Linked DNA regions of Mus musculus: region 1 is linked to region 2. Evidence: chromatin loops called from intact Hi-C (ENCODE). Cell type or tissue: left cerebral cortex. All regions are shown on one strand. Links, peaks and the distances in the headings refer to the core of each region. The heading gives the core; the rest is flanking DNA. Region 1 has its middle 14 kb from the start of Gm14569. Region 2 holds the start of Snora69 (small nucleolar RNA, H/ACA box 69).

Evidence for each region. A loop is a pair of places that touch in the nucleus more often than their neighbours do. Peaks named below come from ENCODE experiments on the same cell type or tissue, not always from the same donor. Only the 100,000 strongest peaks of a DNase experiment are listed, where the experiment ranks them.
Region 1: it touches region 2 in a loop (5-fold over the local background); 3 of 42 quality-filtered maps call a loop at or near these places.

What each region holds. Positions count from the first base shown.
Region 1 is chrX:36,498,348-36,515,108 of GRCm38, reverse strand. It overlaps a transcript of Gm14569 not described here. Among named protein-coding and RNA genes, the nearest start is that of Gm14569, 14 kb to the right of the region's middle. In left cerebral cortex, for the core only: a CTCF peak has its summit at 8,086 (motif pointing left); DNase peaks (open chromatin) are centred at 8,060 and 11,756.
Region 2 is chrX:37,067,416-37,084,176 of GRCm38, reverse strand. Rpl39 (ribosomal protein L39) reads left to right here. Exons shown (of 3, transcript NM_026055.2): 2 at 89-192; 3 at 1,428-1,659. The coding sequence ends at 1,476. Snora69 (small nucleolar RNA, H/ACA box 69) reads left to right here and starts at 1,144; the gene lies at 1,144-1,265. In left cerebral cortex, for the core only: a CTCF peak has its summit at 9,442 (motif pointing right); a DNase peak (open chromatin) is centred at 9,446.

The sequences.
Region 1 (16,761 bases), core at 3,876-11,875, 570 kb after region 2:
CCCATCTTTATAGCAGCCCTTTGGTCTAGATTGTGTTAGTGTCTCCAGTTTCAGCCAGAGAGCACATTGTTTTCTCTAGCACACTTGATAAGGGCAGGGAGAGCTAAGACTGCAGCCTCAACTTTTTATTTTGACAAAGTCCAAAAAATAAATACTAAAGGTGTGTGTGTGTGTGTGTGTGTGTGTGTGTGTTGAGTATTTCACTTATATTCACCAACTACTGTTTTTAATGCTTGTTTTCTCATCCTTTCTCTGTCTCTTTGTATTCACACATAGCTATGCATTTTTCTGACCAAATTGACGATACATAGAAAGCACCACTGTACTCCCCCTCTAAATATTTCAGCATACATCTGACATTTTTTTCTCACAAAACCATAATGCAATTATCACACCACAAAAATGTCACCTGGATTCAGAATTTTGTGTTTTACTTATATTTTGGGGTGCTAGGATTGAAGCTGGGCTATGCACATGCTAGACACACAACTCCAGCTTTGCCGTCAGCACACTTTGTACTTTGAATTTTGAGACAGGAGCTCACTAAGTTTCCTACAACGTCTTTGAAGCCCCCTCCTTTCCCTCCAGATCACTCAGTCGCTCACTTGCTCAGCCTCCTGTGAAGCTGAAATTACAGGTCTGTGACAGCAGACTCTGGTTGGAGTAGGATTTGAATCTTGTAACTCCAGAACCCTGAACACAAGTACTCCAGAATATCAGCAGTGATATTCCCCAGGAAAGTCTAGGAGTTACAGGACAGATGTTCTGTGTGCAAACAATCACTCTGGTTCAAAACCAATGAAATGCCTTTTCTGTCCCTGACTTCTCTCCCCTCTGCTTCCCACTCCTAGGCTACAGTCTAAAACTCCAGAAATCGGCCCATTTTACATTTCCTCCCCAAAGGACGCATCTTTCTTTCCCAGCTCTGATAAGTTTCTATTCTGTTCTCTTTAGACTTATTTAAAAAGTCTAATTAGCTCTTGAATTCCTTGGCTCCAGGGTACAGAGAGATGCAAAAGAGCCTAAGAGCAACTGGTAGTTTGCACATAGGATACAGAGAAAAGTGGGCGCCCACAGTTCCTGATCGGGTAAGAAACAAGTCCAACCCTTTTTGGATCTGGTTCAGAAGACAGTTCCTTGCATCCATTCGGAGCCACGTGTATGTGGGTGTTTGGAGGAGAAAGGTGCCCCCTCGTGGCACAAGGTTGTGTCTATGGCCTGGGCTCCTAGGTACTTCCTAGGGTGTTCTGCATAAAGAGCTAGTGGCTGGCTGAGAAGCTCTGCTGCTGGTAATTAAGGTTGCCCGAAGACTCAAAGTAAGTAATCTGGTCCCAGTGGACATCATAGTGGATCGTGGCAGCGCTCTGACATGCAGGGTAGGGGGCTGCACCTACCTTAGCAGAATGCTTGCAGTAAAGAAGAACAGTGAGCAGTGACCCTGGGGGGAGAGGGGATGCAGGTGGTGCCTCACTTGGGAGTGGAACTTGCAACATCTCTCCCATGTGTGGGAGTGCACCACATAGGTGGGGCAGAGCACCGCTGGGAGAGCTCCCACAGTGCCAGGTTCGAGCGCAAAGCTGAAACAAGAGAATCCCTAGAGAAGCAATCTGGAGTTTTGGGTCATCTCCAGGCCTCTCGGTGTCTGGGCCTTTTCTCCTTCCTGCCAGAGTTCCAACTTGGCACGGTCAAGCTGCTCCCAGGGAGTGAGGAGCTAGAGCTGGACTTTCCCCCAAACCACTGCAGGACTTGCTCAATTTACTTATCAAGGCAACGAGGGAGGTAGTGCAGGGAAAACTGTGGAGCTGCAGAGAATGTGCCTTTGTGCCGTTTCCTGGGCACCGAGGCACTTTACAGCAGTCCCGTGTCACCAGTGTTTCTAAGAAGTGATTCAAAAATTGAGGAAGGGAGAGCTGTACAAGGAGGGTGTCAGTGGGGCATATGGACTATGGAGAGAGTCTTGGACAAGAGCACAGGCCTTAGCTTGCAAATGTCAAAAAAACATCTTGCTAGTGTTCACTTGATGCTCCCAACAACCAGGAGAAGGAAATATAACGAGAAAGGAGAATTTGGATTCAAGAAAAACACCTGCAGGTTTTTGTTTGTTTGTTTTGTTTTGTTTTGTTTTGTTTTAGCTGTCACAATTTTCTAAATTGATTCCAAGCTGTATTTTAAAAATGTATTCCATGCAGTCCCTCAGTTATTTGATAGAGAACTATCTCAAAATAGTATATTCTTTTTGAAATGCAGGCTCAGTGTGTAGCTCAGGCTAGACCCAAACTTAGACTCTTCCTACCTCTGCCTCCTAACTAGGATTACAGGCATGTACTTGTAATGGTTGTAATGGATGGTGGTGGTCTGGCTTTCAGCATATTCTTAATATGTGTGCATAGTGTTGTTTTGGGATTTGTGTGTATATTTTAAGCAGAAGCAGTTCCCACGGGGAGAGTATAACCCTGACAGATGTAGCCATGTGCTTAATGAATGAATATGTTGACATATAGGGTTATTTACCATTCACTAGCGAAGCTACTTTACATTTTCCTAACTCTCTTCATCTGTTACAAGGAATCCAACATAGAAACACAGCTTCCTCATTGCAGCTATGGAATAGCCAACCTGCAGGTTCAAAGTGGCCTTGTGGCATTTGGAATGATCCTTCATATGAGGTGCTAAGGTGAGGTGCTTTGGGCATAGAGATATGGGATTAAAAACATTAATGCCCTACCCCCTGCAGTGTCACTGTAACCACCTGCTCCTACTCTCTTGATGGTGATAAGACATGAGGCATTAGAAAATGAGCATACTTATATTAAAGTGTATTAGGGTTCTATTAGGGAGAAAAAGGTTTCTTGGAGGATACTGATCATGGGAAAAAGTTGAGACAGGCTACGATATAAGTTAACTTTTTGGCCACATGTATTAATATCCTCTGGGCCTGGACTCTGGGATCCCTGCTGGTCTCTTTATGAAGTGTCCTTGACAACTGTTTTAAGGACACATCTCTAGATCTCTCCCCTTGTGGCTGTGCCCTTAGTGGATGGCTTTGGACAGATACTGTGGACTTTTAGAAGGCTCTTTCTGTAATCTCAGATGACAGAGGAATTGAGAGTGAATGGTGAACGCTTTGACCAGACGGGTGGTGATGGTCATGATGGTTGAGATTTCACTGCTCTCAAATGAGTGGTAAGCTCCCTCTCTGGGATTCAGGGCCAGTTCCTTTTAGATTCTTCTTCTTGCAATTCACTTGGGTTTGCTTTTTCAGGGTGCCTTCATTTTAGTATTTGTTTCCCATGGCAGGATCTACCACAGCCTAAGATGTTCAGGATGGAAATAAAAAAAGCCTGTTTTCTTGGCTTCAGGCGGATAAATCTGGACTTGAGTTCAAAGGATGGTCTATTTAAGAAGCAGGCCATTCAGGGACTGTAACTCAGTGGATGGATAGAGTACTTGCCTTGAATGTACAAAGCCCTGGTTTCAATTCCCAACAATGCATAATAGTGGCATGGTGGTATATACCTGTTAGCCCAGCACTTAGGAGGTAGAGGCAGAAAGATCAAAAGTTCAAGACCATCCTCTTCTACAGAGGGTTGAAAGCCAGCTTGTCTTAAGTAAGACTATCCACTCCCCTTCCCAAAGTGTGAAAGCAAAGTTGAAAAAGAAAAGGCAGGGGAAACAGAGACAGCGAGTTTGAGGAGGTTGAACAGCCAGCGCCCATGTAAATAGATGGCACAGAATCTCTTACAAGGTCTGAAACATACAGGAGACAAAGTACACAACAGCAGTATCTACTTTAATAGCTAGCTTTGTGCTGAGTCATCAGAGTGAAACATTTCCTTTTTCTTTTCTGGAGCCCAGCAAGCATACTATCTGGCACAAGTACCTGTTGAAGGATGTTGACAGAATCAAGGTATACTTGAGGAGTTAGCTTCTTAGGGGATGCTCAGCCCAGGGAACAGTGATTCACCAGAGTTGGAGTATGTGAATACAGCTCAGTAGAATGTAATGAAAGGAAGACAGAGGCACTTATATATAGTGAAGGTGGCGGGTGTAAGTCTCTGAGCTTTTGTTTGGGTTCAGGAGCAGAAGATAGGGAGGAAAAGCATGCTACTTAAATACTTAAACATTCATGATTCCCCCAATAGCCCCGGAGCATGTCCCATTGTATATCCATTTAACAGGGGTTTTCCTAGAATCACTGTTTGACTGTATCCTCAGGATTACATGCTTTTAACGAACCCTAATAGGACTTACAAATGGAATCTACTAAACAAACACACCCCCAAACAGGAACTTGGGTATGTCTCCTCTCTAGCTCATGTCTGTACTCAGTATTTCATTTCTAGATATAGACATTTACTTGGAGATGTTTAGACAGTGGTGGAAATGAGTATACTTGGAGCCAACCAGATCCCAACAGATGTTGACTGACTCCCTTTTCAAGAACCTCAAGGGAACAATACCATGTTTCAGATGGGAGATGAAGGAAATTCAAGGGAGTTCAGAATCTAATCAGATCCTGTTAAGGGTAGGACTGCTGACTTCACGAGTGGGAAAGGATTCTGTGGTTCATGGGGTCAATGATAAAATTAGAATTCTGTATATTACCTGCTAGAGAAAGGATCAGTTAACAGTTAGAACAAAAGCATCCACCAAGGGCACTTGGCAACCAGGTGGGCCTGCTGCAAAGGTGACTTTGTGTTTGGCAGTTTCCATTTCTCCTGTGACACAGCATTTCTGACCTGAACAGTTTCCATTCCAGGTATTCTGGGCCTGCGTCTTGACCATCTCTACAGATTTTTCTTCTGCAAGCCACTGGAAGCCAAGGCTGTGGATCTTCCCTTGGCTAACTAATACATTGTTTTTCTATGGCCCAGAGATTGCTCTTGGATACAGCAAGATGTGCTGGTAAGTCGTTGGGCATTTGTGGATTAACCCTTAACTAATGTGTTTTTGATAGGCCCTATGTGCTATGTCCAGTGAGAGTGGTGGACTTGGTCATCTGGAGGACCTGGTCAGAATGATGAGACACTCAGGTCATGCTAGCCAGTTTCTCCTCAGTAAAGAACAGGATTCAGGAAGGTGAGACTGACAACTCTGTGGTCCTGATGAGGGGCTAACTATTGTCAGCCATGCACTAGTAATACCCACCCACTTGGGTGCAAACCTTGTTTGACAGCCTCGGGAATAATGCAGAATGCCACTTCAGATTAGAGACGACAAATAATGGACTTTTTCTGAGCTCCACTTGCTAACATTCAGCATCCTGTGCATTCTTCTTGATCATCCAATCCAGATACTAAACCTTGTGTGTCCCAGTCGTCTTGGGAGGACTAGTTGTAATTTCTCAGCCAGTGAGCTCAGACCCCATTTCCCCTCCTTGATGTAATTAAGGGTGTGGCCAATGGTCATTAGTATCCTCACAACACTTTTTCTTCCTCTTTCTCTCTCCTTTCTTCCCTGCTTTTAAAAATTAATGTATTTTGGTGCTGGAGAGATGGTTCAGCAGTAAAGAGCACTGGTGGCTCTTACCAAAGATCTGAGTTCAATTCCCAGTGTCCACGTGGTGGCTTAGAACCATCTGTTAACTCAGTCCCGGGGGATCCCACCTTCTCTGGCCTCTGCTGGCTCCAGGCATGCATGCAGTGCACAGACATACACTCAGGCAAAATGCTCACACACACACAAAGCTAAATATATAAATATAAAATTATTTTACTTTTAATTAAAATATAATTACATCATTTCTTCACCCTCTACTCCCTCTAATCCTTCCCAGGTCCTCTATACTCCTTCTTAAATCCATAACCTCTTTTCTTTAATTATATGTTATATATTTATAATATATTGTAAACACATAACTGCAACCTGCTGAGTTGATTTAGTGTTGCTTGTATGTTTTGGTTTGAGGGATGACCACTTGGTATTGAATAACCAGTTAAGGGGTTCATCCTTTTGGAAGTCTAGTTCTCCCTCTCTGCATTCATCAATTGCCTGTAGCAATTCATCTAAGGTTAGGATCCCATGAGGTTTCCCCATCTACATTGCCATGTTAACTGGTGGTGTTCTTGCTCAGGTCTTCTTTAGGCAGACTTATTGCCGTATCTGGAAGACAATCTCACAGCAGAGTTCCTTGTCCTCTGGCTCTTAAAATCTTTCTTCCCACTACAGATCTGAGATGTTCTCTGAACCTTAGGTATGGGGATTGTGTTGTAGATGTATCAACTGAGCCTGGGCACCCCACGGTCGGTAGTTCTCTGCCTTTTGGCAAGTTGCAGCTTTCTTCATTGCTCTCCTCTGACTACTGCAACGAGAAGTTTCTTTGATGAGTTGTGAGAACTAACCAAAATTTCCTCTGCTTCCCCACCCCCAGGTTATTTATTTATCCATTTCTTTCTTTACTTACTGTGGTGAAGACGGAACTCAGGACTTTGTCCATACTAGAAAAATCCCATGCTTTTGAGATAAACCCATACTTTCCCCTAGTTTTCAAGAAATAATTTAAAAACTCCAATTCCCAGGCAAGTAAGACACATGGGCACTGCACTTTGCTAACTGACATCCTGTAGTATACAAGTCTACATGTTTTCTGCTCAAGAACAATGGGCAGATTAATAGGTGTTAATGAAGTGACAGGTACATCAGGGACAGATAACATCTGTACCTTGAGTAATTTCTTGACCTTTGTTTATTTACAACATAGTTAAAAATATTTGCCTTTGTGAAAATGAACTTAGGAGGGAACATTTTGGAAAGTGTTTGGAGTTTCTCTGAAGGTACAGTTGACTGGTTTCATTTGATCTTTAAAAACACTCTAGGGAGCAATCTTTTTCTTAGACCAAGATGTAGTTTGCTTTGGAAGAGTCCTATTTCAGTAGGAGCCTAAATTTCAGCCCTATGTAGGAACCCATATATTTATTTGTAAGCTTTTTATGTTTTATTTGTTTCCCAACTGAATTGGCAAATGAATAATTTTATATGCTTATGCTATACAGTATGATGTAGCTTGTACATGTGTGTGCTCACACATGTTTTTGGTAGGTGTGCCTGCGTGTGCACCTGCAGAGGCCAGAGAAGAAAGTGTGGCATCCTGTTTTCATCACTGTCTGTCTTATTCCTCTGGGACAGGGTCTCTCACTGAACCTGGAGGTAGGCTGGATGACCAGCGAACTCCAATTTTTTTTCCTGTCTCCATCCTCTGCGTGGACACACCTAGCATTTTTTTCTTACACGTGGGTGCTAGAGATATGAACTCTTATGTTTGAGCGGCAAGCACACTTACCACTGAGCCATCTGCACAGTCCTCAAGCATGATGTCTTCATGTATCATACACACTGTGGTGTGTTTAAATGAGATTAATGCTACATAGCTTTCTCCCTGCAGCGACTTTATGTTCAGTCCTTTGAACACTTTCTGCTGCTCTAATGTTATCATACTAGGAGTTCGTTCACCAATTTCTTAAGCAACATAATTCTTTGTCATTTGTTACTTCTAGAAATTAGAAATTAAGCCGGGCAGTGGTGGCGCACGCCTTTAATCCCAGCACTTGGGAGGCAGAGGCAAGCGGATTTCTGAGTTCGAGGCCAGCCTGGTCTACCGAGTGAGTTCCAGGACAGCCAGGACTACACAGAGAAACCCTGTCTCAAAAAAATCGAAACAAAACAAAACAAAAAACAAACAAAACAAAATAAAAAATAAAATTAGAAATTAGTATTCAAAGTGTGGTGTATAATAGTGTTGCTATTTCTCACTCGCGTATCCCTGCTGGCATAGTGACTATAGTTCAGCTGATGTGCATGGCTTGACACTTTTACGATATCTTTAATAAACTATTAAAGCCACTTGTTCAACACAAATCGATGTACTTTGTAATCTGCCAGAAAAAATGTGTCAACAAGCTAACGTACACTCAGAATGCCAGGTTAAGTTAGTAAGTAAGAAGAGTTGCTATTTGACTCAAGTACGTATGATACCCTCAAGGTAGAGGTTCCTAACTTCCAAGTGAGGTGGAGAGCAATTTTGCTCCCTTGAGAACATTTGGCAAAGCACTGAGATATTTTTGGTGTCAAAATTGGAGGAAACGTACAATACTGACATCTAGTGGTTACAGAGCAGAAATGCCACTAAATATCCATATCCATATCCATATATATGTTTGTTTGTTTTTGGCTTTTCGAGACAGGGTTTCTAGGTGTAGCCCTGGCTGTCCTGGAACTCACTTTGTAGACCAGGCTGGCCTCGAACTCAGAAATCCGCCTGCCTCTGCCTCCCAAGTGCTGGGATTAAAGGCGTGCCCCACCACGCCCGTTTTTATTTTTTATTTTTTTAATTAGGTATTTTCCTCGTTTACATTTTCAATGCTATCCCAAAAGTCCCCCATACCCACCCCCCCAATCCCCTACCCACCCACTCCCCCTTTTTGGCCCTGGGGTTCCCCTGTACTGGGGCATATAAAGTTTGCAAGTCCAATGGGCCTCTCTTTGCAGTGATGGCCGACTAGGCCATCTTTTGATACATATGCAGCTAGAGACAAGAGCTCCGGGGTACTGGTTAGTTCATATTGTTGTTCCACCTATAGGGTTGCAGTTCCCTTTAGCTCCTTGGGTAATTTCTCTAGCTCCTCCATTGGGGGCCGTGTGATCCATCCAATAGCTGACTGTGAGCATCCACTTCTGTGTTTGCTAGGCCCCGGCATAGTCTCACAAGAGACAGCTATATCTGGGTCCTTTCAGCAAAATCTTGCTAGTGTATGCAGTGGTGTCAGCGTTTGGAAGCTGATTATGGGATGGATCCCTGCATATGGCAATCACTAGATGGTCCATCCTTTCATCACAGCTCCAAATTTTGTCTCTGTAACTCCTTCCATGGGTGTTTTGTTCCCATTTCTAAGAAGGGGCAAAGTGTCCACACTTTGGTCTTCGTTCTTCTTGAATTTCATGCGTTCAGCAAATTGTATCTTATACCTTGGGTATCCTAAGTTTCTGGGCTAATATCCACTTATCAGTGAGTACATATTGTGCGAGTTCCTTTGTGATTGGGTTACCTCACTCAGGATGATGCCCTTCAGGTCCATCCATTTGCCTAGGAATTTCATAAATTCATTTTTTAATAGCTGAGTAGCACTCCATTGTGTAAATGTACCACATTTTCTGTATCCATTCCTCTGTTGATGGGCATCTGGGTTCTTTCCAGCTTCTGGCTATTATAAATAAGGCTGCTATGAACATAGTGGAGCATGTGTTCTTCTTACCGGTTGGGACATCTTCTGGATATATGCCCAGGAAAGGTATTGCGGGATCCTCCGGTAGTACTATGTCCAATTTTCTGAGGAACTGCCAGACTGATTTCCAGAGTGGTTGTACAAGCTTGCAAACCCACCAACAATGGAAGAGTGTTCCTCTTTCTCCACATCCTCGCCAGCATCTGCTGTCACCTGAATTTTTGATCTTAGCCATTCTGACTGGAGTGAAGTGGAATCTCAGGGTTGTTTTGATTTGCATTTCCCTGATGATTAAGGATGTTGAACATTTTTTCAGGTGCTTCTCAGCCATTCGGTATTCCTCAGGTGAGAATTCTTTGTTCAGCTCTGAGCCCCATTTTTTAATGGGGTTATTTGATTTTCTGGAGTCCACCTTCTTGAGTTCTTTATATATATTGGATATTAGTCCCCTATCCGATTTGGGATAGGTAAAGATCCTTTCCCAATCTGTTGGTGGCCTTTTTGTCTTATTGACGGTGTCTTTTGCTTTGCAGAAGCTTTGCAATTTTATGAGGTCCCATTTATCGATTCTTGATCTTACAGCACAAGCCATTGCTGTTCTATTCAGGAATTTTTCCCCTGTACCCATATCTTCGAGGCTTTTGCCTACTTTCTCCTCTATAAGTTTCAGTGTCTCTGGTTTTATGTGGAGTTCCTTAATCCACTTAGATTTGACCTTAGTACAAGGAGATAGAAATGGATCAATTCGCATTTTTCTACATGATAACCGCCAGTTGTGCCAGCACCATTTGTTGGAAATGCTGTCTTTTTTCCACTGGATGGTTTTAGCTCCCTTGTCAAAGATCAAGTGACCATAGGTGTGTGGGTTCATCTGTGGGTCTTCAATTCTGTTCCATTGGTCTACTTGTCTGTCACTATACCAATACCATGCGGTTTTTATCACAATTGCTCTGTAGTACAGCTTTAGGTCCGGCATGGTGATTCCACCAGAGGTTCTTTTATCCTTGAGAAGAGTTTTTGCTATCCTAGGTTTTTTGTTATTCCAGATGAACCGTTTTTATTTTTTAATTAAGTATTTTCTTCACTTACATTTCCAATGCTATCCCAAAAGCCCCCCCCCGACTCCCCCACCCACCCACTCCCACTTCTTGGCCCTGGCGTTCCCCTGTACTGAGGCATATAAAGATTTTGCTTAAAAGGACCCTGATATAGCTGTCTCTTGTGAGGCTATGCCAGGGCCTAGAAAACACAGAAGTGGATGCTCACAGTCAGCTATTGGATGGAACACAGGGCCCCCAATGGAGGAGCTAGAGAAAGTACCCAAGGAGCTAAAGGGATCTGCAACCCTATAGGTGGAACAACAATATGAACTAACCAGTACCCCGGAGCTCATGTCTCTAGCTGCATATGTATCAAAAGATGGCCTAGTCGGCCATCCCTGCAAAGAGAGGCCCATTGGTCTTGCAAACTTTATATGCCCCAGTACAGGGGAACGCCAGGGCCATTCTTTTCAAATGTGCGGCTAGTGAAAAATACTGTCTTCAACTAATATTTTTACTAAGGCATAAATCTGGAGGATCAACCTAGTGAGGAAGGTTAACCGTTAACACAGCCTTAACCACGTGTGGCTACTGAGCTACACTCAGTATGACTAAGCAACTGAAGGTTTAGTTTTATTTAATTTAATTCAACTCAAGTTGACACATGTGGTTAGTGCCTTCTCTGTGGAATTCTTCTGCTTTATTACCTTAATTTAAATTTTTAAAATATTTATTTATGTTTTAAAGAGTGCCAAAATGGTTTTAATGTGCTTGCTTTAAAAAATTAAGAAACAAAAGGAATTTGTGAGTCATTTACTTACAAATATCAATAAAAATCTAATTTAAATGTCTCTCCATTGAATTTAATTAATGCTCAAGCCAGAAAAATTAATTAATCTTAATTAATTAATCTTAAGAGTTTTGAATAAGGGCTATACATTATGATGTTGTGCTATGTATGAGGTCTACTCAGCACGATGCGGTGCATCTTATCAAAACACTCTATGTTGTGTTGAGTATTACCATGACATTATTTCTGTCAATTTTAGAGGTCTCTGGACCTTGGTTGAAATCTCTCTCTGTGGGAATAATGAACACTTATAATCACAGTAAGGCCACAGAGATTCACCAAATTACCTGTGAGAGAAGTGCCCTTCTCTTTTTTTGACTACTATTCTGAGCTTTTCTTAGCATATAGTAGTATTCAAATGACTGTTCTTAAATTAATGAGCTATCATCGTTAGCTTATGATATAGGTACTAAACGGCTCTATTTAACAGGAAAATTTAGGTCTCAGTTCAGTATTTTGCTCAAGATCATAATATTCACAAGAGGCAGGAGTCAAACCTAGATTTCTCCAACTCCATAGCTTCCCCCCTTGCAAATGTGTGTTAGTGTTATACTTCTTTCCTAAGGAGATCAACATGCCTGATTTCTTTCTCTTCGTGAGAAAGGCATGCCTTCTGCCAAGCTATGAATCTGCTATGAATCATCAGAAGAGCACAGGCAAAAGATCTGATTTTATAAATACCATACTTCCTTTATTTCCCTACTCTTGACACCTCTCAATCTGCTGCTAGACATGTTCCATTATGCTCCTTTTATAGGGCAGGAAACTTAGGTTTACAGAGATTGTGTGACTTGTTGAAGGCCTTACAACGTGTCAGAGTCTACAGCCGTGGTTCTCAACCTTCTTAATGCTGTGACCCTTTAATACAATTCCTCATGTTGTGGTGACCCCCAAACACATTATTTTCGTTACTACTTCATAACTGTAAGTTTGCTACTGCTATGAATCATAATGTTAGTATCTGATATGCAGGAGATCTGATATACGACCCCCAAAGGGGTCACAACCTACATCTACCAGGACTTCTGGTCCTTATAAAACCTTCAATTCTGTTAGGGAGATTTTTTCATCCAACGTAGCTGAGGCTCATTGGGGGGTGGGGGGGGAAGGACAGGTTTTGTATTGTTAGAGCAGTTAACAATTTTTGAAAGTAGAAACATAAAGTGGTTTATTCATCTGATCTGAGCGCAAGCTCGAACATTTAGTACAGAGCTATCTATTACAAGCAATACATTTTAACAACAGAACTCAGTTATCTAGTACAGCGTGTAAGGGAGACGCTCTAAACGAGGGCTAGAAAAGACAAATGAACAGTGAAGAGATAGGAGCATGGGAAAGTCTAGATATGGAGAAGAAAAGAACAACAGTGACACCCAAGGCATTGTTTTTCAGAAAAAAAAAAAAAACAAAAACAAACCGAGGTTACTGAGGAGATAAAGTATTTGTATAGCCCAAGGTCTTCATTCCTTATTTCCTATCATGTGGCCTTTGTGTGCCAAAGAGCGATTCTACAAACTGAGGGTCATCGTGTTACCTCTGCATCCTTATTCGGATTTTCCCCTATAAACCTAGCTGTCCTAGAAAAATAGAAAGTCAGAGGGAAACTCTTGAGATTCATGGGTGTGGTATGGAATGAACCTGTGATCCTAGACCTGGGGATGTGGGGAAAGGGATCCTTGGGGTGCTGTCTAGACAGCCCAGGTGTCTAGCCAGGTGACACCCAGGTTACTGATGAGACACTGTGGTTAAAAAACAAAACAAAACAAAACAAAACAAAACAAGACAAGACAAGACAAGACAAGACAAGACAAGACAAAACAAAACAAAACAAAACAAAACACCAAAAACCAAAACCAAAAACAACAACAAACAGGTGAGTAGTTCCTGAGGAGAAACATTTGTGGTTGTCCTTTGACCACTATGTGAGTGTGCAGGCAATAGGGGAATAACAGTCTCTTTAGGAGTAGAGGAAAGAGTCTGATGAATCTTCATGAAGTCTGCAACTCTGGACATTTTTTAAAATAGAAAAAAAAACAGTTAAATTTCTAAACGACTGGGGAAAAAAAAAGGAGATTGCTCTGAAAATATTACCAGGCTTTCAGAAAGCCTCCTCTTAAAGCTAAGCTCAGCTGGTTAACGCAGGCACACTTTGTAGTGAAGCTGCAAAATGTGACCTCTCTAAGAGGAACTGGCAACTTTGGAAGAGGATCCCAGTGATTATAAAATTCAGATGTTGAAGGGACTAAAATGAACCCCAACCTCCAAATCTAGCTCATCCTCTAAGCACTTAGACAAGGAACTGAGGCTCACTGAAAACACTAACTGGGGACTCAGGTGTGTTCTCTGCAAAAATTCCTAGAGTCCTCTATGGGGACTCATATTTATGCATTTATTTAAAAAATACATTCTGTTGGGACTAAGGAGTTGTTGGCTCCCTGATTAAGAATGCTTGCTGCTCCTCCAGAGGACCCTAGATCAATTTGAAGCACCTCCAGGTTGTGCAGCTCACAACAGTTTATAAAGTCTAGCGCCAGGGTATCCCATGTCCTCTTCCAGCCTCCCCTGGTAACTGTACACACATGGCATGCACACATGCACACACAAGGATACACATAAATACGAATAAATCTTTTAAAAATGCCGCACTCCCTCAAACCAAAAAGTCCTTTTCCTTTTTTGTCATGAGTTATGTCTAGAGATTATAAGAAATGACTTTTTCTTCATCTCTCTCATTTTGTCCCCCACTTCCTTTTGGGTTACGATGTTTGCTGTTGATTTACAGGCTTCTCGTTGAACCCTGTCCTCACACCATTACTCTTATATGCAGTCATAGTTTGTAAACCTCCATGGAGCTCTCCCTCCATACAGAAATGTGCTATTATTCGCACGTGATCACATTTATTCTTCCTGGGCTTCTGTCATTCTCAGTGAACCCAGTGGGGCAGACCTTCCCACCAGCATCTAAGTGTTCGTTCTGTGCACTGTGAGGTCACGGAAGACTCTACATCCAATGTGGCTTTTTCATTATCCAGTTCCTGATGACTAGGAATTCTTGTGCCTAAGATACTCAACATGTTTCAGCTCTCCCACTATGCTTCTCATTACCACTCTTTCTTGGGGTAGCATTCCTTTATGGAAAGAGCTTCATAAACATCAACGAGTTCTTAAAGGGGCAATCAGTCCTACTGCTTTTTTGGCTTAGCAATAGTGTGCCATGAATATGTGATTGAGTGGCAAACTTTTGGAGCATACACCCTTGAATTGGCTGGTTTTGGAGGAGAAAACTCCATTCTGCCCTTGGCTTTGGGGTTTTTTTTCCTTTCCTTTCTCCTTCCTTCCTTCCCTTCCTTCCCTTCCTCCTCCTCCTCCTCTTCTCTCTCTCTCTCTCTCTCTCTCTCTCTCTCTCTCTCTCTCTCTCTCTCTCTCTCTCTCTCTCTCTCTCTTTCTTCCTTAAACAGGATCTCACTATGTAGCCCCTAAAGCCTATATATAGACCAGGCTAGCATAAAGATCCTCTTGCCTTTGCCTCCTGAGTTCTGAGATTAAAGACAGTAGCCACTATGCCTGGCTTGAGTTGTGCCTTTGTTTTGAGTCAAGATTTCAGTATGCAGCTCACACTGGCTTTGAACTTGAATCTCCTCTTGCCTCTTTCTAGAGTGTTGGGATTGCAGATGTGTCATCATGTGTAGGGTTCTGGGCCATTCTCTCTAACTAGTTGCCTTATATCCTGGCTCAGCTCTAGGCCATGTATCAAATAAGATCCCTTTTTACTGTTGTCCCATGCAGCCCTGGGGTCTCAGGGCACACAGTCCTTTTCCCAGTCTATTGCTCTTCTGTGGCCTGCCAATACATTCCAGAAGCTTCTCAATTCTGCTCCAATCCCTGAACCAAAGAAGCATGAGTCAAATATGATAGCAAGCTTGACTCTGAGCAAGGCAATTACATCTCAGAGTTGAGGCCAACATCCTCAAGACCCTTCTAGACACCTAGGATTAGTGGCTGTCATCTGCTTTTCCTGTCTCTTCTCTAGCTCATCTATGCTGACCCCTAGTGTCTCAGGGTTCATATCGTCTAAAATCAATCTGCATAGTAAGTGGTCTCCTCTATCAGACCTTGCATGATTATTGCAACCTTCTCTGACAAGTTCCTTTTAGTCCTGTTGCTTCAAATGGAGTGAGCCACAACAGTACCTCTGATGCAGGCATGCCCACTTTTGAAAAAGTGCTTGGTGTGTGTGTGTGTGTGTGTGTGTATGTGTGTGTGTGTGTCTCTGTGTGTGTGTGTCTGTGTGTGTGTGTGTGTGTGTCTGTGTGTGTGTGTGTGTCTGTGTCTGTGTCTGTGTCTGTGTAACTGCACCTGTGTGCACGTGTTGGCTGGAAAGCAACCTTGGTTGTTGTTCCTCAGGTGCTGTCTCCCTTACTTTGTGAAAACAGGGTCTTTCATTGCCCTGGGTCTGGCCAAGTAGGCTCACCAGCCCAGTGAGCCCCAGAGCTCGGCCTGTCTGACCTTTTGGTATTGTGGCATAATGTTGTCTTTTACAAAGTTGATGTGCAAGAACTGCAACAGAGTTTTTTTAAATTGCCAAGCTCTCTCATAGGAATGTAAACAAGTGTATGGTTTTGTGTTTGGCTGCATTCATAGCTCTCCTCAGTCCCGTGCAGCCTATAGGCTGGGAAACACTCCTGGGAAGGCTCCTGTGGCCAGGGAGGCTTCCTATTCCCTGTTGTCTTCTGTGTTGTCCCTTTCAGCTTTCACCTTCACTTCTTTAACCCATTCACCCCTAAGTCTCAGGTATTGGTATTGCTTACACGTTCCCTGCTAAACTCAGCATTGTGGCACACCCAGGATCCTCACCCTTCTTTTTGACCTCTGGGCCCTTGTATGACACATGCTGACAATGGACCTTCTAGTTCTCTGCCTCATAAATCTCTAGGGAAGAAAACATTTGTCTGTCTAGCTAGCTCTTCTGTACCTTGAAGAATTACACTTTTTTATAGATTCATTTTATTATCTTTTAATTATATGTCTGTGGGTGGGTCTCTGTGTAAGTATGTCTATGCCATGGTTTGTGGCTGAGGAATCCAAAGCCTAAGGTTCCCTCAGAGCTAGAGTTACAGCATGGTTGTGAGTCACCCAATGTGGGTGATGGGAATTGATTTCGGGTTCTTTTCAAGAGCAGTGCATGTGCATAACCACTGAGCTCTCCTACCATTGCTCCTCTCTAGAATTCTTGACAGTTGGTGGATGGGGGTGGGGGTGAGACTGGATGTAGAAAGTCTCTGGCAACGAAGCTCTCCACAGGAGGTGGTCCTATCCTGTTAGCTGCTTTGGACATTAGTAGACCCCAACCAGAGTTCAGTGAGCTGTTCCAGCACAGCAGTTACTTTCCTTGCCTTGTGATTTATGAAAAAAGCCCCTCAAAACAAAACAAAAACAAAAACAACAAAAAACCCTAGGGTAACTATGGAGATGGATAGTACCAAGTCAGAGTTGCAGGCCATGTAAACTCTAGGACATCTTTTCTACAGCATAATTTACTTCTCACAAGATGGAGAATTCTAACGCTCAGTTCTAGTGGTCACTCCTCAAACTTCCTCACTCTGTCATGTGCTTAATACTGAACAGGACCAGAAAGCACTGAGATGGGTACTGT
Region 2 (16,761 bases), core at 4,969-12,968:
TGCAGGCCTGATGTTAGTTTGTTGGAATTTGTGACTGAATCAAGAGACTAGGCTGTGGTGTCACTAAGCTGGTTGCATCTCCTCGTAGTCTTCTCACAAGACTTTCCGAATCAAGCGATTCCTGGCCAAGAAACAAAAGCAAAATCGCCCTATTCCTCAGTGGATCCGGATGAAAACTGGTAACAAAATCAGGTAAGCCTTCTCTTGTCCGGCTTGGAAATCGTTATGTTTTAAGTAACTTTGGGCATGGAGATACACAGTTGCAAAGTACGGTCCACCCCAGTCAATTAGTGTGCTGGGGACTCCCTTTTGAAATGTTTTTCCTTTTGTTTGGGTTGGGAGCACGGGGTTGAGAACTGGGAGGAAACACTTCTCCATTCATCAAATGGGTCTTGGGGCTCTAGCTCAGGTCATGAGGCTCCTTGGTAGTGACTAGCTTACTTAGCCCCCGAAATCCCTCCACAAACCTTTTATAAATGCTTCCTAATTTCCCTAGGAAGGCTTCAAGGGATTTGACTATTCTGGCAGGAGTGTTCTTTCCTGCAACCAGAGTTGAGCTCAGGACCAGCTGGGTCTTTGAGAGAGGTGGAAGGGATCGAACCCAGGGTCTCCCCCAGGCAAGGGAAGCGCCTTTCTGAGTTCTTTCTGTGGTGTGGGGGATGCAGGCCCACATGTGGTCAGAGGACAGTTGGTGGGAATTGGTTTTTCCCAACATGCTGGGATTAAAGATAAGCATTGCCCAGTTTTGGGATTAGTAAAAATCTGGGTGTGGCTCTGCTGGGGCAAAAAGTGAGCCTCCTTGTTCTTAATTTAGCCACTTAAGCTTGATATCAACAACCCACTCTAGCCTTACATTCGAGTTAATTACTATCTTCTGTCTTCTGGTATGGTACATGTATTTAGAGACTTTACTTGCAGTCAGGACTAGACTTTCAAACTTTGGTTCCCCCCCACCCCCATAGAGTGCTAAGGAAAGCTTTGAAGCACTAGGCAGCGGACCTTAGATGCTTTACCGGGTAGTCTTTTGCTTTTTGAAACAGTCTTGTTTAGCCCAGGCTGGCTAATCTGCTCCAACCTTCCAAGTAAGTGCTGAGGTTACAGGTGTGTGCCACCTTTATAGGTAACTTTGAAAGAAAAGCAGGTAGCAATTACAGTGCTTCATTTTGTGGGAGTACTGCCATTATCCTGCTGAAAGAAAAGCCATGTTGGTTGTTTCTGATTTTTGCTTTTGGGGTAAAAATCGTGACACCTTGACATGAACAGTTCAGAGACTGGTTAGCTTAGCTCTGCTACTTACTGTAAGTCCTTTTATGCTCTAGCAAGCGCTTTAAATAAATTCTCTTGTTCCTCTGAAAGTCTGACTCTGCTAGAGGAGCAGGTTTGTTGTGACCAACCCACCTTGTAACTGGTGGCTTCTCTTTGTACAGGTACAACTCTAAGAGAAGACACTGGAGGAGAACGAAGCTGGGTCTGTAAGGATTCACACAATGGCAAGACTGAGGATTTATACTGAATTGTCATCAATCAGTCCTACCAGATGGATTTCAACATTTAAACCTGGAGACTCTTCGTGTCTTGAATTAGGATGTTTGTCCAGTAATAAAATATAGAACCTTTCAAAATGCTTTTCTGGTTTATAAAGTACTGAATTGCCCTTATAAGACCCGATAAGGCTTCTTCTGTGGGGTAAAATATTGTTTCCTAGGAGCTAGAGATTACTCAGCAGATAAGGGTACTTGGTATTCTTGCAGAAGTCCTGGTTTTTGGATCCTAATACTCATAGTTTTTGTTTTAAACCTTAAGATTGAGTCCACATGTTTAAGCCACAGTGTTAGTGTAGAGGTCAGGACAACTGGAGTCCTCTGTTTTTACATGTGTTCCAGGTGTTTATGGCAAGGGCTTTACCAACAGCTATCTCAGTGAAAGCAATCCCCCACTTTTGCATAGTGGCTTTTTGTTTTTGTTTTTTTTTTTCCAAGACGGGGTTTCTCTGTAACCCTGGCTGTCCTGGAACTCACTCTGTAGACCATGCTGGCTTCAAACTCTGCCTGCCTCTGCCTCCCAAGTGCTGGGATTAAAGGTGTGCACCACCACCGCCCAACAAAGTGGCTTGTTCTAATCCCTTGTGTTATAGATTGAGCTCAGGGCCTCATGTAGGCCAGCACTCACAGCAACTGGACTGCACCCCTAGCCCTGTAGCAGTGGTTCACAACCTAGGGGCTGATCCTGTTTCACAGGGGTTACCTAAGGCCATTGGAAAACTTTACAAATCACAACAGCAAAATTATGAAGCAGTGAAAAATTTCATGGGGGGGGGGTCACCACAACTTAAACTGTATTAGGGTCATAGCATTAGGAGGGTTGTGAACCACTGTTCTATAGGCTCTTTAATATGAATGTGGACCTTGTGGGTACAGGAATTGAAACCAGGGTCTCTGCAAGAATAGTACTCTACTGCTTAGCCATCTCTTCCAGACCCACATAGCCTGAGAGAAGCTGCTTTAAGGCTGGGTAGTTGGAATCATAGGAACTAGGGGTTGGCAGTCTAGTCCACAGCCGCCTCCTGTAGAGATTTTTCAAGAGTATTCTGATAATATTACGATTCAAGCTTGTCTGAATTAGGTTTGTGCTGCCATATCCACGAGTCTTTTGAGTCAGGATCTCCCAGAGATCCAAGTGCTAAAATAAAAAAGCATGCTTGCCATGCTGAGCCCAGGTTTCTGCATAAAAGTTTAAATTTACATTTATTTGAAGATTAGTAATGTGTGGAGGTCCCAACTTTTAGCAGTATTGCCCTTTATGACACGGAGCCAGCCATATGCATACATAGAACTGGCCTAGCATGTGTGAGGGCTTGTGTTCTCTACCCAGCGCAGCAAAACTAAAAACTAGAGTCGTCATGGATGGCAGTTCTTTTTTTTTTTTTTCCCCTCGAGACAGGGTTTCTCTGTATAGCCCTGGCTGGCCTTGAACTCAGAAATCCGCCTGCCTCTGCCTCCCAAGTGCTGGGATTAAAGGCGTGTGCCACCACCGCCCCCGGCTGATGGTAGTTATTTAAATCCAAGCAGATTATAGAATTAACTTGACAAATTTCCAAGCATTTTCAGGGCTGGAGAGATGGCTCCGTGCTTGACACCACCTTGAAGGAGCAGAGTTTGGTTGGTTCCTAAGCACTCACATCAGGTAGCTCACAACCACCCGGGAGCATCCCAAGGGACCCAGTGCCTCTGGCCTCTCAAGGTACCTACAAATCCCGTACGCACAGACACAATTTAAAGATGAGCATTTATAGCCAGCTGTGTGGTAGCACACTCTTACCCCAGCATTCCAGGGGAAGATGTATAGTTCTTTGACTTTAATGATTTCTAGGACAGCTGGGGCTACATAGATTCTGTCTCAAAAAATATATACACATTTTTTTTTTTTTAAAGATTTATTTATTTATTATATGTAAGTACACTGTAGCTGTCTTCAGACACTCCAGAAGAGGGAGTCAGATCTTGTTACGGATGGTTGTTAGCCACCATGTGGTTGCTGGGATTTGAACTCTGGACCTTCGGAAGAGCAGTCGGGTGCTCTAACCCACTGAGCCATCTCACCAGCCCCATATACACATTTTTAAATTGTTTAAAGAGCAAGTTGGGACAGCATCAGAACCTGTTTAAGTGACTGCCAAGATGACAGTAAAGGTATATCAACTTTCTCATGGGACCTTGAGTGGATGACAGAAATGGAAGATATATGATGGTGTGAGATCCTTTGACCTGCTGGAGACGGGTGGTTGAGTAATTGGATTTGAAATGAGCTGGAAGCCTCAGTGGACTGTGCAGACTGGAGCCCCATGGGGGGAGTAACTGGCCTGGAACTCTGTAGACCAGGGTACCTGAAGCTCATAAAAGACCTGCCTCTGTTTTCTGAGCGCTGGAAGAGTGTCACTTGACCCAACCAGCTGTAGACTAGTTAGGGTATAGGCAGAATAAACACTTGGGGGGTTTGGTTCCCTCCCCCAGCAGTACGTAACATGCTGAATACCCAGGATGGTAGGGAGGGGGCTGTGATCGGAGCCACCTCAAGAAACAGGAGATGCTGCATGGATTCCAGCTCCAGCTCTGAAACAGTTGTTGCAATTTGGCGTAGGGACGGAAATGAAAATCCCCTGGGTGTGATGCTTCACACCTGCAACCCTACCGCTCCGAGCCTGAGGTGGACTTGTTAGCGGTTCAAGGCCAGCCTGGGCTACAGAATGAACAAGTTGGTTAAATTTTTTACAAGTCTATATAAAGGAACAATTTTTAAAAAACATTTAAACTTTTTTTTTCCTGTGTACGTGTCTGTGCATGTATGAATACTAAGTGTGATGGCCGAGTGCACTCAGAAGGAGTGTCGGATCCCTGGAACTGGAGTGAAAAGCCGCTGTGAGCTGCCTGGGGTGGGTCCTGGGAACTGAGTCCAGATAGACTCTCTGTAAGAGCACCAAGAACTGTTAACCACGGAGTCACTCCAGCCCCTATATTTATTTTATTTACTTATTTATTTTTGTTTTTTTGAGACAGGGTTTCTCTGTATAGCCCTGGCTGTCCTGGAACTCACTCTGTAGACCAGGCTGGCCTCGAACTTAGAAATTCACCTGCCTTTGCCTCCCAAGTGCTGGGATTAAAGGCGTGCGCCACCACCGCCTGGCCCCTATATTTATTTTTAATTATGTTTATGCATGTGTCTGGATACGTGCATATGCCTGAGGATAGCAGAAGTCTATTGGTGGGTCCTCTTGCTGGAGTCCCAGGTGTTTGTGCGCTGCTGGCCCGTGCTGGGAGCAGAACGTTAGTCCTCTGCAAGAGCAGAGTGTAGTCTTTAACTGCTGAGCCAGTCTTCAACTCCAGTCCCTACACAAGGCCAATGGTAACAGATAATTCTCCTATTTTACAGATGACGACAAAAGTTTCTTCTTGCTCCTGGCAGCTGTTTTATTGAGACAGTTTCATGTGTCCCAGGGTGGCCTAGAACTCACTATATAGCTAAAAGCAGCCTTGAACTCCTGATATTCCTGCCTTCACCTTTCAAGTGCTGGGAATACAGGTGTGTGGCTCCATGACCAGTTCCTAACTACCCACTTTTTAACTGCTTGGATCATGCTACGTAGCTGTTAGCAGGGTTTAAAATAAGAACCCTGTTGACCAGGGAATAATGTTGTAAATTCTTGGAGATACTGGTTGGAGTATTATTCATACTCCTATGACATTCTTTTCAGGAATGGTTCTCTAAAAAACATCAACCCCCTAGCTACACAAAGCTTTAGTGCGTGAGCAGAGAGCCAGCCCCAAAGTGTGATCTGCAAGGGTCCCACAGTCAAGACTGCAGGGCTCCAGCCGGGCGTGGTGGCACATGCCTTTAATGCCAGCACTCCGGGAGGCAGAGGCAGGCAGATTTCTGAGTTCAAGGCCAGCCTGGTCTACAGAGTGAGTTCCAGGACAGCCAGGGCTACACAGTGAAACCCTGTCTCAAAACAAAACAAAACAAAACAAAACAAAACAGAACAAAACAAAAAAGACTGCATGGCTTTGTGTGTTTTGGATAAACGAAGATGAAATGATCAAGAAAACTACTCTTGCTATGGTCTGGCAGTTAGCCCAGGAGGAGGGATCTTGTCCCTGGGGATATTTGACATTGTCTGGGGACCCTTCTGGTTGTAACGAGGAAGGGAGGTGCCATTAACAGTGGATGGCTTTTAAACATACTACAGCTTGCAGGCGTTAGTCCTCAACAGAATTATCCCGCAAACACCAAATCCCAACAATGCCTGTGCCGAGAAAGCCTGGTCCCATAGCACTACCCTGCCTGCCAGTGAGCCAGTGAGCTCTGACAGGCACAACTCAGCACACCATCCCCTGCTTCTTTCACAGATGCCCTGTTTGCTGAGTTGGATTCAGCAGTGTGGGTCTGCCCCTCACAGTACAAGATGCTGTGCCTTCCCTCAACTGGGAATGCTCCTCCTCCTCCTCCTCCTCCTCCTCCTCCTCCTCTTCCTCCTCCTCCTCCTCACTTGCTAAGTCCAGACTGTTCAAGTGGCAGCTTACTTTCTATGTTCACAGAGACCTTCTCCCTGAAGTTCGCATCTCCTCCTCCCAGTCCAGTTAGGCTTACCTCTTCAACCAGCCTCCGGGTTTACATCACAGTTGTGATTATAAACCTGCATGTGTGTTTGATTCATTGATTTCAGCCTTTTTTTTAAACCAGATTATGATCTCTGCAGGATAGACACAAGGGGGTGGCTTGCATACTGCTGTTTGTTCTCACATAGCAGCAACTAGTAGAAGCAGCTATGAGTTATCCTCCCCAGTAACACAATGCAAGACCACCGTGCCTGGTTGGAGTGTTCATGAATAGTGTAGCTGTGAACATAATTAAACGTATCTTTTGTTCAACAAGTACACATATTTCATTATATGTGACCTCGTCTTTATTTTTATATTTCCTAGTCTATATATAGACATGATGTCATTGTGTTTTTTGTTGTTGTTTGGTTTTTTTGTTTTTTTTTTGGGTGGGGGGGTTCTGGCTGTCCTGAAACTCACTCTGTAGATCAGGCTGACCTCAAACTCAGAAATCTGCCTGCCTCTGCCTCCTAAGTGCTGGGATTAAAGGTGTGCGCCACCACTGCCCAGCTCTTATTTTTTTAAAGATTTATTATTACACATAAGTACATTGTAGCTGACTTCAGACACACCAGAAGAGGGCATCAGATCTCATTACATATGGTTGTGAGTCATCATGTTGTTGCTGGGATTTGAACTTGGGATCTCTGGGAAAACAAAAAAACAAAAAAAAATGATATATGGAGGAAGGGGGATGGATGTAGGAACCCAAGGAAAGGGTTATATGTAGATGTCTTTGAGGCATGACATGGCCATTGTATTCTTTTGCTTTTGTTTTGTGACAAGGTGTCTATTGGTCCTTGTTGGTATCAGGACCTCTGAAACCCATAACATCACATAGGCAGAACCCGCAGATCTGTTGCCAAGGCAACAACCACCATATTCCCAGAATCCACTTGGCTCACCTGTGATTACATCATTATCCATATATAAAGAAAGCTCCCCCCTCCTTTTCTTTCCCCTCCCCCCTTGTCTTTCCACTGCCACCTTGCCCCTCTCTCTCCCAATAAACCTCACGTGGAACTGTTTGGCCTGGTGTGTCCCTTCTGAAGCTGAGCGACGTTTAAGATCATAACGGTCCCATTGTCTTAGAGCTTGATATAGAGATCAAGTTGGCCTTGAACTCACAGAGAGTCTCCTGGCTTCGCCTCCTGAGTGTTAGAATTAAAGACTCAGATGTCCACGCCCTGCCCATTGTACTCGAAATGGAAGTAGCTGTGATTGCTTGCTAAAGTAAGAGCAGCAGAAGATCGGGCCTAGCAACATTCCTTCACAGAATGGGAGGAGCTCATGAGGCCCAGAAAGTTTGCTGGGAGAAGGAGAGATTTTCCTCAGTGATCCTGTAAGGAACACTAATTAAACCCATTGGGTCATCTATTTAAAAAAAAACAAAACTAACAAAAAGACATGTAAAAGAGGAAAGGGGGGTCAGCATGGGCTAGCAAGGAATGAGAGGGGAATGAGCATATGATCAAAATATGTTATACACACATGAAAATGCCAGAATGATATCCATTATTATATACTTTTTTTTGATTTTTTGAGACAGGGTTTCTCTGTATAACCCTGGCTGTCCTGGAACTCACTCTGTAGACCAGGGTGGCCTCAAACTCAGAAATCTGCCCGCCTCTGCCTCCCAAGTGCTGGGATTAAAGGCATGTGCCACCACTGCCCGGCTATTATATACACTTAATATATACTGCTGGAACCTTTGAAATGGGGGTGGAAGAGATGGCTCATGGCTTAGAGGACAGGACATCCTGCTCTTTCAGAGGACCTAAGTTCAGTTCCCTAAGTTCAGTTCCAGTGGATCTTCCATGTGTAACGTGTGTAAACTCAAGCAGACACACGCATGCGCACAAGTAAAAACAAAATAAAATAAACCTTTAAGGAAAAAGTTGGCTTCCAGAAGAAGCAGATGCAAGCCTTTAAAGCCACTGAAAAATCAAGCAGGGTGCCCTGTCCCCCCCTCTTAAAATTCTTTTTATTACTTTAAATATCAAAGAAAACCCTAAAATCTAGAAGCATATTTTTTTTAAGGATTTATTTATTTTATGTATATGAGTACACTCTATATGTAGGTTGTGAGCCTTCATGTGGTTTTTGGGAATTGAATTTTTAAGACCTCTGCTCACTCTGATCAATCCCGCTCACTCAGGCCCAAAGATTTATTTATTATTATACATAAGTATGCTGTAGCTGTCTTCAGACACACCAGACGTGGGCATCAGATCTCATTACAGATGGTTGTGAGCCACCATGTGGTTGCTGGGATTTGAACTCAGGACCTCTGGAAGAGTAGTCAGTGCTCGTAACCACTGAGCCATCTTACCAGCCCCACCCCCTCTCTCTTTAGGCTTGATTCTTTCTGCACAGCTGCTTCACTGTCCTTCCTCCTGGCAGAGAATCAGAAATGGATTGAAATCACCAAATCTCAACAGCCAGATTTTGAGAGGAAAAACCCCATTGGCCCAAGTTGGGTCTCATTTCAAGTTGGGTGAAGAGCCAATCCAGAATGTCTCAAGGACCAGGTCTGTATGATCTTGCCTGTAAATAGGCTGGCTTGGGCTGAGCAGGCCTGGGCAAGGGCCTCTGTTACAAGAGACTTGTGTGCTGGCCATGAATCGCCTGGAGAGACGCCTTCCCTCTCTGGTCCTTTGTCATTGGCTGTTTGCTTCTTTCGTTCTCTTTCTGCTTTCTACAGTCATTTATGTTGACATTTGTTTTAAGTCTGGGTATTTTAGAGACCCCAAGGATGCTGACATGTGGGAAAGATGCCATATAGAATAAAAATGGAATAAATTCTGATACAAATCAGTTTATAGATTGTGGGATTTAAAGAAAACATGCTCTCTATGAATTTTTTGCTACATTTATTTATTTCATCATGGTGTATGTGTGCACTCATGCATGTGTGTAATATGTGATATGCCAGGACACACAAATGGAAGTCAGAGGAATTTTTTCTCTAGCATACGGACACCAGTGATGGAAATATTGCCAGGCTTGGCAGCAAGTGCTTTTACCTGTCACGCCATCTTTGATTTGGACTAGTGAGGAGTCAAAACTGAACCTGACATGGAGACACATACCTGCAATTCCAGCACTTGGGAAGTAGAGGCCAGAGGAAGAGGGTGAAGAGTTTAAGGCCAGTCCTAGGTACATTACAAAATCCATAAAAACAGAAAACCAAAAATGAAAAGGGGGCGAACAGTGGAATTAAATGTTACCTCTGTTTAGAGGCGCAGAATGAGTCTCAAGTTGTCATTCGGGGCTGCTACCGCCAGAGGGAGCCTTTGCAACGCTTTTCTGCATTGGCCTGATTTCCTGGTTCTCAGAGACTTGTATTTTAATGGAGTCTAAACAAGGTAGGGAGATGACTGACTGGGTAAAGCACTTGCCGAAGCCACATGAAGGCCAGATGTGTGTAGAGGTTACCCTCTAATTCCAGCACACGGGAGGTAACAAAACCAGGGCATCCCCAGAACAACCTCGCTAGCTAGATTAGCCCAGTTTTGGTAAACTTTGTGCTCAAGTGAGAGTCCTTGCCTCAATAAAGAGGAGAACAGGGCTGGAGAGATGGCTCAGTGGTTAAGAGCACTCACTGCTCTTCCAAAGGTCCTGAGTTCAATTCCCAGAACCCATATGGCAATTCATAACTGTGTGATGCTGTCTCCTGGTGTGCAGATGTACATGCAGAAAAGTACCCGTATCTATATAAATATGGAAATAAACATATATTTATTTTTATTATATTTATCTATATACATATGTAAATAAACCTTTAAAATATTTAAATATTTAAAATATTGAATAAAATTAAGAATAATACAGGGAAAATACTGGGAGAACAATTAAGAAAGACACAAGACACAGCCTCTGGCCTCCCCATTCTAAGGCACACATACATGTGGACTTCATATGTGCACATCCACCCCACACATACACAGACAAAAAGAATAAAGCAGTCTTAGGATCGTAGAGGAATATGGATGTAGGATATATGGGCATCCCATCTCCTCTTCTTCCTCCTCTTCCTTCTTTTGATGGGATGCAGGACCATTGTGTATATAAGGACTCTACTACTGAGCCACACTCTTCCTAGTGTCTGTATCTCCTGCTCCCAGGAGTCACCTTAAATGAAACCAACCTCTCTGGCTCTGGCTCTGGTTCTGGTTCTGGTTCTGCTCCTCTCCCCACTTTCTCTCTCATGCTTTTTCTCTCTGCCTCCTTCCCTCTCTAAATCCTGTGTGTGTGTGTGTGTGTGTGTGTGTGTGTGTGTGTGTGTGTGTGTGTGTGTCTGGCCTTGAACTCCTTGTCTTCCTGCCTTCACCTCCAAGTGCTAGGATTTCAAGTAGCCACTATTCCTAGCTAAAACTGAGTTCTTTTGGTCAGTTTTAACAACTTCTATAAGTAAAACATATTGAGATTGGGGATGTAGCTCTGTTGGTAAAATGCTTGCCTAGCGTGCATGAGATGGTGGGTTGCATTTTCAGCACTGCATAAACTGGGCATCGTGGTACACATCTCTAATCCCAACACTTTCGAGGCAAACACAGAGGGATCAGGAATTCAAGGCTACCCTGGGCTGTGTAGTAAGTTCAAGGCGAACTTGAATTACATGAGACCTTAACCACAGCAACAACTCATACACACACACACACACATTCATGGGGAGGGGTTGTGGTGGTACACACCTTTAATCCCAGGATTTGAAAGACAGAGACAGGCAGATCTTTTGAGGTCAGCCTGGTCAGTGGGTTCCAGGCTAGCCAGAGACATACAGTGAGACTCTGTTTAATATGTGTGTGTTTAATAGATATAGATCTAAGAAAAAACACTGGGCATGGCTTTGTCCACCTCTAATCCTTAGGAGATGGAGGCAGAAGGGCCAGGAGTTCAAAGCCATCCTCAGGTATATATTGAAACCAGCCTGGGCTACATGAGCTCCTGACTCAAAATAATAAACCAATGCCTGGCCAATCAATAGATGTTAGTAGTTGGTCTTTAGAAGTTCCTACAAAGGGGTAACCAATCATTTTCTGATTGAACTTGAGGCTGATTCCACAGGGGGAATTGATGGCAAATAGCATAAAAAGCCCATAGCTGGGCAAGCCATTGGCCCCAGCAGGGGACCTAACTACTATTGCCTTGCTAAATGGGCATTGTATCAAACACATAAACATTTATGTGTATATCCATATCCAATGCTGCTCTAAGCCTTGGTCAGGGGAGTTACAGGGGAGTCTGTAACAGGTAATACAGAGTCGCAACTGATCAAAGTAACCAAGTGCTCCGTCCTAAATATACTAAAGCTCTGGGAACATTGTGGGGAAAGGCAAGAAAGAACGTCGGAAGAGTGCTGTGAAACACCCATGAACTCACAGCAGCAATAGATCTCTGCACAAAATCTATACTACAGGGGGCCCATCATGGGTAGAGGAGGGGTTTGTAGGATTCCATCCCCTCCCTGAGGCTTTTGGGCAGGTAACAGGTACTGGATAAGTAGGATAGCTACTGATAAATTGCCCTGCTTGAGTAAATAATCCACTCATGCTATGCCGGCAAGTGTAATGAAATGCAGCAGGACACACACACACACACACACACACACACACACACACACATACACACACACACAGAGGAGTAGTGAATGTAAGAGGGAGACTTCCGGGGAAGACTAGGTTCAGTGGGAGGGGGAAAGGCATAGAGGAGACAGTTGTATGAAATTTTGAAAAAAAAACAAACAAAACAAATGACAAGCCAGGCGTGGTGGCGCACTCCTTTAATCCCAGCACTCGGGAGGCAGAGGCAGGTGGATTTCTGAGTTTGAGGTCAGCCTGGTCTACAAAGTGAGTTCCAGGACAGCCAGGGCTACACAGAGAAACCCTGTCTCGAAAAACAAAACAAAAAAACAAATGAATCTTTTTGTTTGTTCTTTTGGGACAGGGTCTCTCTGTGTAGCTCTGACTGTCCTGGAACTCACTCTGTAGAGCAGGCTGGCCTCAAACTCACAGAGATTCTCCTGCCTCTGCCTCCCAAGTGCTGGGATAAAGGGTGTGCACTACCACTGCCCAGCAGCAAACGCATCCATCTTTAAAAAGACTTCCCACAATGTCCATTTTCTTCTTTCTTTTTCCAGTTCTTCCCTTGCTGTGAATGGGCTTTCCTGGAAAGAAGCTGTGATTGGTTAGAGCTACGGTGGTGTGGAGAGGTTGGAATGTTGCAGGTCCAGAACCTAATTATACTCTCTATCTTGGGCCAGCTTTAGCTGCCTAAATAGCCTTTCCTTTCCCACCTCTGTATCAGACCTAACAGAGAAAGACCTTTTGGAATGTAGTAATGCCGCAGGCTTCCCCCATCTCCAAAGCTGAGAGTGCCATCAAATAGCATCGGAGGCTTGGAGCAGAGGGCTCCTTCATCTTGCTGCAACTGCTTCTCTGAGGTTTCCACCAATGCATTTTATTTTATTTTAAAGATTTATTTATTATTATAAATAAGTACACTGTAGCTGTCTTCAGACACACCAGAAGAGGGAGTCAGATCTCATTACGGGTGGTTGTGAGCCACCATGTGATTGCTGGGATTTGAACTCAGGACCTTCGGAAGAGCAGTCAGTGCTCATACCTGCTGAGCCATCTCACCAGCCCCCACCAACGCATTTTAAAAATGCCTTGATTTATAACTCTGTTTTGTTACTAAAACTGCCTCCACACTGGGCATTATGACATCCCTGGGAAAGCCTAAAATGTGTATTCCAGAGTCTTCACCCCTGAAATTATCTCCATAATAAACAGTGTCCTTCATTCCTTTGAGCTGTTTCTTTCAACAATATTCTTGTCCTTCATTTTCTCCCTCCCTTTAATGTTTTGGGGTTTTGTTTGTTTGTTTTGTCTTTTTGAGGATGGTTTCACTATGAAACCCTGGCTGGCCTTGAGCTCACAGAGATCTGCCTGCCTCTGCTTCCCGAGTGCTGGAATTAAAGGCACGCACCACCATACTTAGCCTTTACTTTCTTAGGGAATTTTACTGTTTGTGTGTGTGTGTGTGTGTGCGCGCGCGCGTGCTCATGTGGGAGCATGTGATGTATGTGTGCACACAGCAGCCTGTTGGATGTCTTACTCTACCACCGTGTGTCATATTCCCTTAGGACAGTCTCTCGCTGAAGCCTGAAGCTAGGCTGATAGCCAACACCCCAGCTATCCTCCTGTCTTTTCCTATCTCCGTGCTAGAGTTACAGGTACATGTATGAATACCCGTGCTTCTCCTTTTTCCTTGGGTGTTGGGTTCTGAACTCAGGCCTTCTTGTTGGAATATCAAGAGCTCTTACTAATGGCTTATCTCTACAACTCAGCTTCTCCTTATATCTTTATTTAATACTTATATATAATATATCATATTTCTATTTCATTGAAAAAACGTACATTGTGCCCCACTAAGTTAGTCTTGCAGCTTGAAAAGCATAGACATGCATGTATTAGCATATATGCCTATTAGTCTAGCATCAGGGCAATGGAGGCAAGAGGGTCAGGAATTCAAGGGGATCAGGAATTCAAGGCCATTCTTGACTATAGACTTAGTTCAAGGCCAGCCTGCACTATGAGCCCTTGTCTCAGAAACCAAACCAAACCAAACCAAAAGCAAAACCAAAATAACAACAACAACAACAAAAAAGGAAAACTCAGACCTGCTTAAGGAGATTAGTTCATAAATATTTATGGAATTTTAAGTATCATGATAGCGAATACAGAGGCCAAGGGGACTATCTAGAATTAGTACACTATCATCATGCCCACCATCACCACTACTATTATCATCAACCAGACAGGTCTCTCCCCCCACAGCACAGACTGGATGAAACTCAATATGTAGTCCAGGCTGGCCTGGAACTCAGCAATTTTCTTTCCTCTATGTTGGGATTACAGATTTGAGTCAGCTAAACTTCACATATTTTAAATTTTATAGTGTGGGGGTGGTAGATTGGCAGACTCTGAAACAGATTATGTCCCTAGTATGTAGTTACATAGTTTAGCTTCCAGAGTGACATCCGTGCATGTTTGTAATATTTATATCGGTATAGTTCAAATTTAATTTAGAACTCTCAGACTGGAAATGCTTTATACAAACAAACCCTTTGTGCTTGAAGAGATAGCAGTTTGCTTGCATTTTGAAGGCCGCTAGAGACAGTGTCTGCTGCTGCTATCTGTCTGTTGCCTGTACAGGTCAAGGAAGGAAAACTGCTGTGTTGCTCTACCTCTGTGCAACAAACCACAAGAGCTCAGAGCAAAGATTATTGTGGTCATTTTTTTGTGTGTGGGCAAAGAACTCAGGTTGACCTAGACTGTGTGCTTTGGTTTGGGGCAGTGGGGCTACCCAGCCTGCAGGATTTACTTCCATGATGGTTTCTTCACACATATACAGTGGGCTGGATTTTCATAGCCTTTGTTTGTTTGTTTGTTTGTTTGTTTGTTTACATGGCCTCTGATCTGCCTAGGTTTCTTTCGGTGGCTTCAGTTTCTTGTCCCCGGGCTGACCACAGAGCACTTTGCTGTTCAGGTAGCAACTGACTTGATTAAGTGACTTAATAGCCAGGGACCAAAAGTAGCCTGTTTCAGGAGACTTGGGCCTTGAATCTAGAACTAGTGTCCTGGCTAGTCTTATGCCAAGTTGACACACAAACTACAGTTATCTGAAAACAGGGAACCCTAATTGAGAAAATGCCTCCATAAGACCTGATTGTAAGACATTCCCTTAATTAGTGAATGATAGGGGAGGGCTCAGCCCATTGTGAGTGGTGCTATCCCTGGACTGGTGGTCCTGAGTTCTCTAAGAAAGCAGGCTGAGCAAGCCAGTAATCAACACTTCTCCATGCTTCCAGGCTCCTGCCACATTTGAGTTCCTGTCCTGACTTCCTTCAATGATGAACAGCAATGTGGAAGTATAACTCTAATGAACCTTTTCCTCCCCGACTTACTTTTTGGTTATGGTGTTTTGTTGCAGCAATAGAAACCCCAAGTAAGACAACTTGTAACTGCTTTATGGGCCTGGAAACCACAGGACACACAAGGCCCTCTGTTTAACTTGATTTGGGGCATTGGGAAATTGGTTTTTGACAGGAAGAAACTTTGAGGCAGGGTCTTGTGTAAGCCATTCTGGCCTTGAACTCAGTATATAGTCAAGGGCGACCTTAACCTTGTGATGCTCCAGCCTCGACCTCCCGAGTTCTGGAATTACAGGCGTGCACCACATCATAAAATAAGCTGGGGATGTAGTCTGCTTCATAGAATCTTTGCCCCGAGTTCCATCCCCAGCACCACATACACTGGGTCTGGAGGCACATGTTTGTAATCCCAACACTCTGGAAGTGGAGGCACGAGGATCAGAAGTTCAAGGCTATTCTCAGCTACGTCATGAATTTCAGGTTAACCTGGGATAGCTGAGATTCTGCCTCAAAAAAAAAAGAGTAAAAGGAAAACCAGAAAACCATCAAAGAAGGAAGGAAAAGACACGGGAAGTGGGGGAGAGAGAAAAGAAAGGAAATATAAAAGAAAATTGAGCCTGGGTCCAGCTATGCTTCGCCTACCACAATCAGCAACAGCTTTGGGACTTTCTTTTTTTTTAAGATTTATTCACTTATCATATGTAAATACACTGTAGCTGTCTTCAGACACACCAGAAGAGGGCATCAGATCTCATTATGGATGGTTGTGAGCCACCATGTGGTTGCTGGGATTTGAACTCAGGACCTTTGGAAGAGCAGTCAATGTGCTTAACAACTTAGCCATCTCTCCAGCCCCCAACTTTGGGACTTTCAAGTTCTTCATTTGGTATTTTTTTTTTTTTTTGAGACAGGGTCTCACTATATGGTCTCAGTGGCCTCTGACCTGTAGACCTCCTGTCTTTGCCTCCCCTGTCCTCGGATTATAGTTCCACACTGCTGTGCCTGGCTAGCTTTCTTCTGTTTGAAGTGAGAAAATTATCATTGATGCCTAAGCTCTAAGAATCATGAACCTGGAGACCACATTTGGGACTCTGAAGGTACACTTAATATTGTGTTTTTTAGAAACAGGGATCCTAGCCAGGCATTGGAGACTAATGCAGGAGAGTCCTAAATTTGGGACCAGTCTGGGTTACAGACTGAAAGAAGAGGAGGGGACAGAAGGGGAGGGAAAAGAAAGGATCCTTCTATGCGGTTTTTCAGAGGGCTCAGATATATGAGAGAGGAAGGCAAATAACTCACCACAAAGCAACTATGTAATTGAATCAGAAAGCCGGTGGATCTAAACTTAAGATCAGCTACCCCATACTCCTATTTTCTTTTTCCGAACCCACCACAGATGACAAAGCAGAGGCTCATTTGGACTGGCACAGACAGACCATATTTTCATAGGCTCCTCATCTGTAGGATCAGAGGAGGTTGAAGATGGAACACAGTCTACCTCCTGTTCCGGCAGAGGAAACAGACCGTGAGAAGGACCAGTTAAGGGAAGCTTAGGAGACTTTAGGGAACTGAAAGTCACTCAGTGGATCCAGACTGCAGAAAAGGGATGGATTGGGGGGATGCCAGAGGAAGTAATGAAGAGGGGTGAGAGTCTGGGGAAATATCCAG